2 separate regions of the Homo sapiens genome follow, and region 1 is linked to region 2. A link is a contact called in ENCODE Hi-C or POLR2A ChIA-PET data. All regions are on one chromosome and are shown on one strand. Each heading gives the region's core, a stretch centred on a gene start or an enhancer-like site at or near the end of the contact. The rest is flanking DNA. Distances are from core to core; before and after follow the strand shown. Region 1 holds the start of MRPL9 (mitochondrial ribosomal protein L9). Region 2 holds the start of RIIAD1 (regulatory subunit of type II PKA R-subunit domain containing 1).

Evidence for each region. A loop is a pair of places that touch in the nucleus more often than their neighbours do. ChIA-PET counts read pairs that join two places held with the same protein, here RNA polymerase II (POLR2A). Pooled maps may share reads with other maps.
Region 1: a map of B cell shows a loop between it and region 2 (5-fold over the local background). The contact joins the promoter of MRPL9 here to the promoter of RIIAD1 in region 2. A Hi-C loop is called at or near these places in 4 of 168 maps with a recorded cell type or tissue (B cell, naive thymus-derived CD4-positive, alpha-beta T cell and natural killer cell), 7 of 37 single-sample maps with no recorded cell type and 12 of 50 pooled maps. POLR2A ChIA-PET finds 5 or more read pairs at or near these places in 11 of 52 experiments (CD4-positive, alpha-beta T cell, H1, HEK293T and 7 more).

Annotation. Positions count from the first base shown.
Region 1 is chr1:151,759,264-151,764,954 of GRCh38, reverse strand. MRPL9 (mitochondrial ribosomal protein L9) reads left to right here and starts at 1,459. Exons shown (of 7, transcript NM_031420.4): 1 at 1,459-1,628; 2 at 1,809-1,965; 3 at 2,455-2,579; 4 at 2,800-2,850; 5 at 3,403-3,504; 6 at 4,056-4,139; 7 at 4,774-5,308. The coding sequence starts at 1,476. The coding sequence ends at 4,905. It also overlaps a transcript of OAZ3 not described here. RefSeq lists an enhancer at 1,309-1,688.
Region 2 is chr1:151,717,459-151,723,223 of GRCh38, reverse strand. RIIAD1 (regulatory subunit of type II PKA R-subunit domain containing 1) reads right to left here and starts at 1,702. Exons shown (of 5, transcript NM_001144956.3): 1 at 1,604-1,702; 2 at 1,062-1,138. The coding sequence starts at 1,687. RefSeq lists a silencer at 1,748-1,817.

The DNA.
Region 1 (5,691 bases), core at 210-2,709, 42 kb before region 2:
CAGTAATCCAGGAGAAAGTAGTGTCTTATTCCAAGGTAGAGCATTGGAGGTGGTGACAAGTGGCTGGATTCTGGAAATACAAGTGCTCCTTGACTTAAAATAGGGTTATGTCCTGATAAACCCATCGTATGTTGAAAGTATCATAAGTTGAAAATGCATATAATACACCTACCAAACACCATAGCTTAGCCTAGCCTATCTTAAACATGCTCAGACAACTTATCCGACAGTTGGGTAAAATCATCTAACACAAAGCCTATTTTATAATAAAGTGTTGAATATTTCATGTAACTTATTGATGTCCTACTGAGTGCACATCACTTTCACACCATCACAAACTCAAAAATTGTAAATCCAAGTCAGGGACTATCTGTAATTTAAAGGTAGAACCCACAGGATTTCCTGATGGAGTATGAGAGAAAAGAGTTAGAATGGAAAGAATGGAGTTTCTGTCAACTGAGAGGAAAAAGGCTGCAGATGGGGCAGTTTTGGGGGCGAGGGGGGAATAAATAAATTAGTTTGGGACAGTTAACTTTGAGGTGTCCTTTGGATACGTAAGAGGAAAATGACGAATAAACAGTTGAATATTTGAGACGAGTTTGGGAGATGTCTAGGATGGAACTAGAAATTTGGGAGTCATTGGCTTATAAATGGTATTGTAAGCCACGAGACTGGATGAGATCAACAGTGAGTGTATACTGAGAAGAGTAAAGGTTCAAAAACGGAGTCCCGAGGGCATTCTAAGAAGCGGGGAGAAAAGGAGAAATCAGCAAACGAGACTGAAGAAGACCGGTGTCCAGGAGGCCAAGTAGTGTATTTAGGAGGAAGGAGGACTGGTCAGTATGTTTAAGGGCCAGTCTTTCCATAATCTCTGCCAAATGGACCTTCTTTCATCCAGTTTTTATGGTCTTCTGTCCAGTACTGAGACCCTCCCCAGAGGGAACTGTCGCGGCCTTACCATAGTTGCTTTTTTTTCTACGGTTTACATAGCTTGTGATTTAGAATTCTCCTTTATTAGCTTAAATACTGCAGTATAATGATTAAGGGTCAGGCTCCTCCTGGAGCTGGCAGAGTTTTCCAAGGGATCCCATCCTTTACCACTTTTAGGTAGATTTGAAGTAAGGAAAAGTGAGAGCATCATTCATTCTCCGGTCAGTATCCAGTCATCACAGAACGTTAGAATTAAAAGTTAGCCCAGCAACTGGAGCTACAGCAAAGCCCACACTTTCAAGAGGAAGAGCGTCTTTTCCGGCGTCAGTCCACCTAACACTCATTCCATTATCAGTCAGTAATTCTAGGCGTCCGTCACCTCTGCCAAAAAGCAAAAATAGGCAAGCCGCGGTGCCATCTGTTCCCCGGCCCGCTCCCCATACTTTCGCTCAGCCGTACCGGCGCGCCGCAGGCAGCACTGGCGGGGGCCTTTCCTGCCGCCGACGCCGGGGTCCTCCCTCAGGTCTCATTCTGTGCCTGTGAACATGGCGGCGCCCGTTGTCACGGCCCCGGGCAGAGCTCTGCTGCGGGCGGGCGCTGGACGGCTGCTTCGGGGAGGCGTCCAGGAGCTACTGCGGCCGCGACATGAAGGGAACGCCCCTGACCTGGCCTGCAACTTCAGCCTTTCTCAAAATCGGGTGAGGGCTGAGTCTGGGGTAGGGGGTAGATACGCTCGAGTATTGTTTCTGGAGGCGCACTGGGACCTGGAGGGGGCCGATGTGGGGGTGGCGGGCTTTCCTTGAGGGGCTGGCGGCCGTGGTGGAGGGAGAGGGTGTTCCTTGTGGAGACTAGCTTACCGTCGCTTTCCTGGCCGCCAGGGCACGGTCATCGTGGAGCGCTGGTGGAAGGTACCGCTGGCCGGGGAGGGCCGGAAGCCGCGCCTGCACCGGCGACATCGCGTCTATAAGCTGGTGGAGGACACGAAGCATCGGCCCAAAGAAAACCTGGAGCTCATCCTGACGCAGTCGGTGGAGAGTAAGGCCCGGGCCGAGGCGCTTCCTCTCAGGCTGGTCCGGTTTGGCATCAGCTTTTTCTAGCCCGTCCCCCTCAACTATTTGCCTTGCTTTTTCTTTGTGGAAACAATCCAACTCTATATGTGAGAAGAGGAAGCCATAAAAACTATTGTGATTGTGACACTGGCCTCCAGCATTGAAAATTAAAACATAAAGGCAGCAACATCATTAACAGTGTGTGGGGAGAGGAGCCTGACAATTTGTGCCACAGATACTGAAATCCTCCATGGGACGACAACTCCCTCTATACAGGGGATATTAAATTTATACATCAAGTTCTAAAGAAACTAATTAGCAGTCTCTTAAATCTTGTTCCTAGTGAATATGAATTAGCATTTCTTTTAGGAAAAATAAGCACTGTGAGAAACTAAGAGGTGCTTCTCTTTTTGACATCTTTTCTTTAGGGACTCCTAGATGGTTCTAATTCCCCTGTCTCTGTTCTAATTGACAGATGTTGGAGTCCGGGGTGACCTGGTCTCAGTGAAGAAATCTTTAGGCCGGAATCGACTCCTTCCTCAGGGACTGGCTGTATATGCATCCCCTGAAAACAAGAAGCTGTTTGAAGAGGAGAAATTGGTGAGCTCAAAGGAAGGACAGAGAGACTTGGGGAGATAAAACTTCTTTTCTCTTGCAGCTTCCTTCCCTTTGACATTTAACTTAACTTGAAAATGAAATAGGAACTAGAAGAACAGGAATGCAGAAGCCCAGCCAATGTCCAACATAGGAATAGTTTGATGCTATTTAACATGGGCTCATTTTTCTTTTACTGCTTTTCATCTTTAACTTTCTTTTCTAGCTGAGACAAGAAGGAAAATTAGAGAAGATCCAGACCAAGGCAGGTGAGGCGGTGAGTAGAAACATAAAAAGTGTTTATTTGTCACAAGACTTACCAACCTCACCCTGAGAGTCTCCCTGATTCCCTTGAGGTCTCCTGATTGCAGACCCAAGAGTGGGAGAAAGGGGAAGTGTTGTGGCTGCCCCACAAAACAGGTATGGAGACCTCTTGGGAGATCCCTGATGTGTTGGGTGAAGTGCCTTAAAGTACCAAGGGAGGTCCCAATCTGGGAATCAGGGAACCCATGGAATAGTCTGAGATGAGGGCTCTGCCTTCAAGGATATTTACGTACAAGTTGGAGAGAACATGGACACATGAGAAGATAATCAGTACAGGCACCCGCCACCATGCCCGGCTAACTGTTGTATTTTTGGTAGAGACAGGGTTTCGCCATGTTGGCCAGGCTGGTTTCAAACTCCTGGGCTGAAGTGACCCACTTTGGGAGACCCACCTTGGCCTCCCAAAGTGCTGGGATTACAGGCATGAGCCATCTTGCTTGGCTTGCATACCCTGTGACCCTGACATGTTTCCTCTCCTTTGACTCAAACTCATAATTCCTTTCAGACAGTGAAATTTCTAAAAAGCTGTCGCCTGGAGGTAGGGATGAAGAACAATGTCAAATGGGAGCTGAACCCTGAAATAGTTGCCCGCCACTTCTTTAAGAATGTGAGTGAGTGTTCCCAAAAACCACTCTACCCCTGAGGTGGAAGCTGCCTCTGGAAAGGAGGCCTGGGATTGATCCCTTTGTTAGGAAGGGGTGTGATCATCCAGTTGTAGTTAAGGAAAGTATTCTTGGTTAGTTTGCAGGAATATGGGAAGGAAATGGCTAAGGACTAAGGATGGTCACATAGAATTTGAAGACTGATAGGAAAAGGTGGTGGTTTCCATTTATTTCCTGTCTACCTAGGGAAATGCTGGGGATTTGTGACTCACTGGAGAATTGTTACTTTTGTGGATGAAGTGGTTTTGGCCTCAAGCCCTGTTTCTCTTTGTGAATCTACCTCCCTTTCTGAGAAATCAGAATTGAATTTCTCTACTACCGTCTATGAAGGTGTATGCCCTTCTCTCCCATGGAATCAGCCAGAGTAGACACCCCAGTTTTATTCATCCCTGTGCAGGGAATCCTGTAACCCTCTTTATGAGGTTCCCTAGAGTGGCAGTCATGAAAACAGAGTTCATTTGAGCTGAGATTTTTTTTTTTTTTTTTTTTTTTGCAGCTTGGTGTTGTGGTTGCCCCACATACATTAAAGTTACCAGAAGAGCCTATCACACGGTGGGGCGAGTATTGGTGTGAGGTGACGGTGAGTGTTTTGCATACTTTCTTTTTTCTTTTCTTTCTCCTTTTCCCCCACTTTTTCCTTTTTTTCCTTTCTCTTAAAGACAGGGTTTTGTTTCATTGCCCAGGCTGGATTCAAACTCCTGGGTTCAAGCGATCCTCCCACCTCAGCCTCCCAAGTAGCTAGGACTACAGGCGTTAGCCACCGCACCTAGCACCTACCTCTCCCTTTTTTCTAATTTTTTTTTTTTTTTTTTTTTTTTTGAGCTGGAGTCTCACTCTGTTGCCCAGACTGGAGTGCAGTGGCACGATCTCAGCTCACTGCAACCTCCACCTCCCAGGTTCAAGCGATCCTTCTGCCTCAGTCCCCCTAGTAGCTGGGATTACAGGCACACGCCACCGTGCCTGGCTAATTTTTGTATTTTAGTAGAGACAGGGTTTCCCCATGTTGGCCAGGCTGGTCTCAAACTCCTGACCTCAGGTGATCCACCTGCCTCAGCCTCCCAAAGTGCTGGGATTACAGGCATAAGCCACTGTGCCCAGCCCTAGCTCTCCTTTTTCTGACTGGGAGAAAAGTCAGGGTGAAAAGCTGGGATTAGGTGGTGCTAAATCTTACTTACCTGACTGATCTCTGAGAATTCCCATTGTTTTGTGTGCAGGTAAATGGGCTTGATACTGTGAGAGTGCCTATGTCTGTCGTGAACTTTGAGAAGCCCAAGACCAAAAGATATAAGTACTGGTTAGCCCAGCAAGCTGCCAAGGCTATGGCCCCCACCAGCCCCCAGATCTAAATCTACTCTCCCTCCAAGGCAGCAAAGCAGAATCGGGAGCAGTGGAGCAGAAATGTGCAAGCACCCTGATCTCACTCCCAGCTCTGACCAAATACAGAATTTTAGAGAACATCTGAAGACATCAGACTGCACTGCGTATACATGTTGAATTCTTCATTTTTGCCATCTTTAACTGTCATCACTGGGGCAGGGAAGTCCTGTTCCAGAAGTACCAGGCTGTAGATTTGATAAGCTAGATGCAGTAGACCGAAACCATCCAAAACCTGTTTAGCTTCTTCCTCCATTGGAGTTTATTGGGACAAACAGGAGAGCCAGCCATTGTCTCCAGTACTTGCCTCATTCTCATCATCCAAACTGAACATTTGTATCCCAAGCAGAAATAAAGAGAATATGTTCTTTTTAAGTAAGTGTTGCTTACTGGTCTTGAGTAGATGAGACAGGACATCCAACTGAGATTTCCTTGAGTCACAGAGGTTTGCTGCTAAAAAGGAAAGAAGAGAATATCTTAGACTGCATCCCACAGTTACTGTGGTATGAACAAATTGTGCTGAACAAGTTGATGATGTGTTTGGTCTTAACACTTACTCTTCTTAGATACATTGATGTAGTCATCAATGTGAATAAGCACAATGGATTCTGCTTCTCTAAGACCTGAGTAAGGCCTAAGGGTAATTGTTGGAAAGCTGGGATGAAAGAAGCTTAAAAAGGGAACTTTTTTCCTTGAACCAGCTCCTGAAATTCTGAAAAAGAAGTTACCTTAATTTTCTAGACCAAGATTAAGATAGG
Region 2 (5,765 bases), core at 453-2,952:
GGGGTTTCACCATGTTGGTCAGGCTGGTCTCGAACTCCCGACCTCAGGTGATCCACCCGCCTCGGCCTCCCAAAGTGCTGGGATTACAGGCATGAGCCACCTTGCCTGACCTCGCCAACTTTTGAGAAGACAAGGGAGGGCCCACCTCTGGCTATAAGCACACAGTCCAGAGGGGAAATGGGGACCGACTGCTTACAGCACAATACAGTGGGAAAACCAGGGGTTTGAATCCTGGTTCAGCAACTTTGGGAAGGTACTTCACCTTTCTAAGCTTAAATTTTCTCACTTATAAAATAAAAATGACAATCACCTGTCTTTTGTGGAGGTGCTGGGAGGATCAGCAAAAGTGTTCCAAGATGCCACACACTGCGTGGGCACTGAGAACACAAACACACTCCACAAGCTCGGAGCTTTGGACCAGTAACAGAAGATTGACAGCTCAATTACAATACAGTGTGGTAAGTGCTAATGTAGGGGAACAGCACAATGCCTGGAGATGGGTGCCATTATAATTATTTAAACCTTGTCTATTTGTCTATAACCAAACAGCATTTGAGATAGCTCTATTGTTTTCATCCACTGATGCTCCGTGATTTATTTTTTTAATTCTCCTTCTTCATCCCATTAGGATATGTTTCCATTCAAGCAAATGCCAGGCTGAAAGGAGGGTGGGGGAAGGAAAGAACATATTCCAGGATACGCTGGTAAATTGTCTTCTCTTCCCCAAGAAAAGAGTGGCTTCCAACCCTTGGAATTTTTCTACAGTAATGTTTTCAAGTAGGGAAGGGCCAACCAGACAACTGATTTTTGTTTTAAGTTCAACTAGTGATTTTGTTAAGCTCCTATGGTTGAGAATAGTGTTCTACACCCAGTGGATGGCTGTTGGGTTTCGCAACGCCAAATTCCCTCTTCCAAGTGTCATAAGGTATGTATTTATCCTTATGGTTAAAGTAAATGAATAGACATATTTTTAAGAATTTAGAGATAACTGAAGGAAACCTCTAGAGATAACGAAGAAAACCCTGCGTGCCACAAATCCCAGAGCCTGGAAAACCACCTACCTGAAGAAACCACTTATGAGCCACTCTACTTCTTTGTGGGTCCTTAGGTACTTTTCGTTAGCAATCCGAGTCTGAATCTGGGGGGCAAGAACAAAGGGTCACTTCCATTAGGAGACAGATTCAGGGTTCAGCCCTGGAGATGTGAAGGGCTGCGGGAAACGGCGTGCGCATTTAACCCAAGTCTTTCCCCAGGATGCTTGAAAGTTTAAGCCACCCATCTTCTTACAGATAAAATATCATTCTGCCGCTTGTTCAGGATGAGGGGCCTTTACTAAGGTCGGATGTGTCTGGCAGTAATTTCGGCCCATTTCTCTGGCCGAGTCCCTGAGTTAGTTCTTCCTGCACTCTCAGATGCCCGTCGCGCTCTGTGCTGGGATCAGACGCCTAGAGGTCCGCCGGGGGTCTCCCCTGCGCCCTCCCCACTTTATCAGGGAACAGGCTCCCGCTCCCCTTCTCTCGGCGGCTCTCTTCCCAGTCTGGGGCCCCAGTCCTGGGGCAGCTACACTTTGGTGGACGCTGGATGGGGGCGCGGGCGCACCCACCTTGAATTTTCGCAGCTGCTCCAGCTGCGCTGCGCTAAGCGCCCCGGGGTCGGGCCGCTGCAGCAAGCCTGGCAGCGTCTCCATCTTGCTGCGGTCGTCAAGGCGACCGGCCGCGAGCCGGCGAGGCCCCGCCCCCGGCCCCGCCCTGCCCCCAAGCCCGGCCCCTTCAGCGAAGCAGGGGCTAGGGGCTGAGGGAACTGAGGGGTGAGCTCCGGGGCGGGGGCTTGGGGGGTGGGTCTCTAAAGGATCGCCTTTCCCGGATTGGGGGACTGATTTCTGGACTTAATTGTATGTGGAATGAGCCCTTTTTGACCCCACCCAACTTCAGGGTTTTTTTGTTAGCTCTAGAGTAAAACAGGAAAAAAGGTCTCCCCGAATCTGCTTCCAGACTCCCTCACTTGGACAGAAGCTAGAGGAAGCCTAGTACTGGGGAAAGAGAACCCAAGCTTCTTCCCTTTCCACTGTCCCAGAAGCCAACCCGTCCCTCTGTCCGGTACACATTCGACACTGGAGCCGTGGATTCTTCAAACAACGTGGAAGCACCCCAGAACATAGAGTGAGCTGAGTTCTGCAAAGGAAGGAACGTTCTGTCCGACTAAAGATGCTGGAAAGGACCTGGGGGACATTCTGCCAGAATTTCCCCCTCTTGGACTGACTTTTTTGTGTAGATTAACTTTCTCTTCACCCTGGGCTCCTCATAAATTCTAAATTATTTTATTCCACTCCCAACTGAATACGGGAGGAGAAAGGGAATTTGGTCTTCAAGATTTGTTCTTCTAGTATCTAATTAAGAAGAGAAAGTGAAACATAAAGCCAGAGAGCTGAAAATAGCCACGAGAAAGGGCATGAGCCTGTCTGTCAATACACACATGCCGAGCTCCTACCCCCACAGAGATCGTGCTCAGCAGAGGCCTTCTGAGAAGCAGGAGAAAAAAGGGAGGCTGTCTTTTCAGATTTGTGAACAACTGCCCTAAGGAGCAAGAAAATACCATGAGAAACAAGCTCAGCATTAGGCCCTGGCCGTGGAGGGGTTATCATTGGTCTGCTTCTGTCCTTTCCAGCAAAGACTGAGGAAAAGAAGTGAAAGTGTTGGCAGTTCCCAAGCCAGGGAAAACCACAAGAAGTAAATTAGGTAGTGGGCTACAAGCCACTTCCCAGGAACCCCATCTTGGTTAGTGATCATTTTGGTTGATTGTCTTTTTTTAAGAGAGAGAGTTAATAGAGTGAGAGAGAGATAAGCTGCCATCTGTCAGAAGTGATTTTTTTTTTCCCGGCAGGAGCAAGAGGTTAACCAGAGATAATGGTTCCTCTTGGCCAAGATCTGTCTTTTCTCCCCATACTCCCTCCAGAGAAGCTGGTGGTGGCACCTCCAGAGCTGTGCCAGCCAGTACAGTCACCACAAGCCACCTGTGGCTCTTGAACACTTGAAAAGTGGCTGTAGGTGTTAAATGTGCAGCAAATATAAAATACACACAGGATTTTGAAGGCTTGGTATGAAAAAAATCTCATTAATAACATGTAATTGATTTACATGTTGAAATAGTATTTTGGATATATCAGGTTAAATAACATTTATTATTAAAAGTAATTTCTCTTGTTTCTTTTTGCTTTTATATATGGCTACTAGACATTTTTAAACCATATATGTGGCTTGTATTATATTAGACAATGCCAGAGCCTGGACCAGCAAACCTACACACTCAAACACACACAGGCATGCACAGTGTTCTCTACCTCCCCACCTCCAAGTAGGAAATGATTGATACCCTCCGTCTGCCAATCTGTGATCTTCTTGTGCTTTGATAATCAATCAAGCCTTTCTTCACTGATCACATCCTATGACCCAAATGCCCATGTATGAGAGGGGCTACTTTTTGTTTTTTTAACAGCGTCTCAGTACTCACTATTATGTATTGTGTTGGCCTGTCTTACCTTCCACTTGAGGTGGAAGCCACTTGAGGGCAGGAAGGTTATAGAATCAATTCTTTGTGCACTCTCATAAATTCTGCTGCAGATGTCTTCACTCTGTATTCAATCAGGGAAGCCAGTAAGTACTTCATGACTAGCCACTCTGCCCACACATACCACCACATTTTGCCCTTTCTGAAAAATATCCCAATTATCCAGCATTTCTCATTTCCTAAGAATCTAAAGCCAGGATCAGAGCTCTCCCTTTATAAATTCAATAATCTTTTTATGTAGGGCAGCCTAGCTTTGACTGCAGAGGAATAAAAAAGAGGGTGAGCTTGGGGGTGGTGGGCAGAGAAAGTATCCTGGAAGCCTCTCTCTCTCCTAGAGAGAAACTTTCCAGAATAGGCATCTGAGTCTCAGGGCTCCCCTGCCTTTACCTCACAGGACTCCCATCCCATGGCCTGAAAGAACACCAGAGATGTGTTCACCGTCACTCAGCAAGGAGAGTCTGATGAGTGGTACAACTCTTCTCCTCTAAACCCTGCCTCTTCTCTCAGACTGACACCTTTGGGGACCACAAACTAAGCAAAGGACTGGACGCATTTTGCTGTCTGCAGCTGTCTCCCCAATTACTGACTGGGAGGAGGAGTGAGGGGAGTTCATTTTAATTCATTTTTGTGAATGTTTAATATTTCAATTAATATGATTAGCCCCAAGCCTGAATGAGCAGCAGGGCGGCAGATCTGCTGAGAAGACATAGAGTAATGAGATCAACAGGGCCATAGGGTCTTCCCCTTCTCCATCCTCAGAGGACATGATCTGTTTAGCATCTCCATAAATACCAAGATCAGATTAGAAGGCAAGGAAAGGAGCAGTGGGGGTGGGGTAGGTGAGTGGAAAGTTACTTTCAAGATGTGTGTGCCCTTCTTGATTCCCTGGCTCTGCCGTCATTCGCTTCTTCTGAGCACCCACCACTGAGTCCTCTAGCACCTCCCCCCACTGCCACCCCATCTTAGGGGACCCTACTTGGGGGACCCGGGCATCCATGTGATGAAGTGTAATCAAGTCTACACACATACACATTCACTCAAATGCAAGCACCTGCCAGAGCGTGGCTCCAGGCCACAACAAAAAAACAGGCTAAGGAAGGATGGGAGGTGGTCCACAGAATCAAGCAGTAAAAAGAAAGACTCTCTCTCATCCAGGGCTTAAATGGAGACAGAAGAGGAAGAAAGGCCAGACTTCACCACTGCTCCCATTCTCAAGAGGAATGTTTGATGTGGGAGTTAAATGCGTGGACTCAGGAGCCAGACTGCCCAGGCTCCAGTCTCAGCTAGACCTCTTTCTAGCTGCATGGCTTTAGGCAAGTTATTTCAGCTCTGTGTCTTGGTTACCTCCTCTCTATTTGGAGATGACAAAATCTACATCATAGGGGGGTGGTGAGGGTTTAGGAGTTAGTAAATATAAAGCACTTGGCACAAAGCCTGGGACACTGTAAGAGCCATGTAAGCACTGGCTGTTACTATTATTTCCCTTCCAGAAGAGAAGCCTGCCTGCCGTGATAGCTCAGGAATGGAGGCCCCTGGGACTCAGCTGGGACACAGTTTAGAGACACGAGTGCCTCTGTGGAAACAGCAGCCCTACCCCGGGGGAGAAGAAGGGAATGACAGGAAGACAGGGTGCTCTACAAAAGCCCAGAGCCCCAGGAGAGCCCCCGTTGCTGAGCACTGACAGAAAGCAAGGGCTACCACCACTGACAAGGTTTGATGTCCACAGATAATCCCTGCACTGAGGGCGTGCTCTGAGTGGGCCCAGTGCATGGAGGGGTCACGCTCCCTCCAGATCGTGGAGCCTGCCAATCATCCATAGAAGTATCCATGGTCAGGGGAGCAATGGTCCCCGAATGTGCCTCCCCTGCTCTTCTGTGCTACCTGGCTCAATTTGAGTCCAACTCAAAGAACCCAACTGAAGAAAGAAGCAAAGGAAAGAGTAATTGGGTTTCTGCATCCTAAGGGGAAGCTTGACAGCTGTGGTTCTTCCCACTGAAGGAATCAGGAATCCACTGTTGTCAGAGGTTGTTTGCATGGAGTGTTTGTTAAGCTCCTGCTACGCATGAGCAAGACAGGGTGCTAGACACTGTGAACAGTAAGATGCTGAATTAAACGGTGTCCTGGTCTTCAAGGAGCTTACAAGTGAGAGCGCCCGCGGCGCCGCCTCCGCGGCCTCCCTGCCCACGCACTTATACACACAA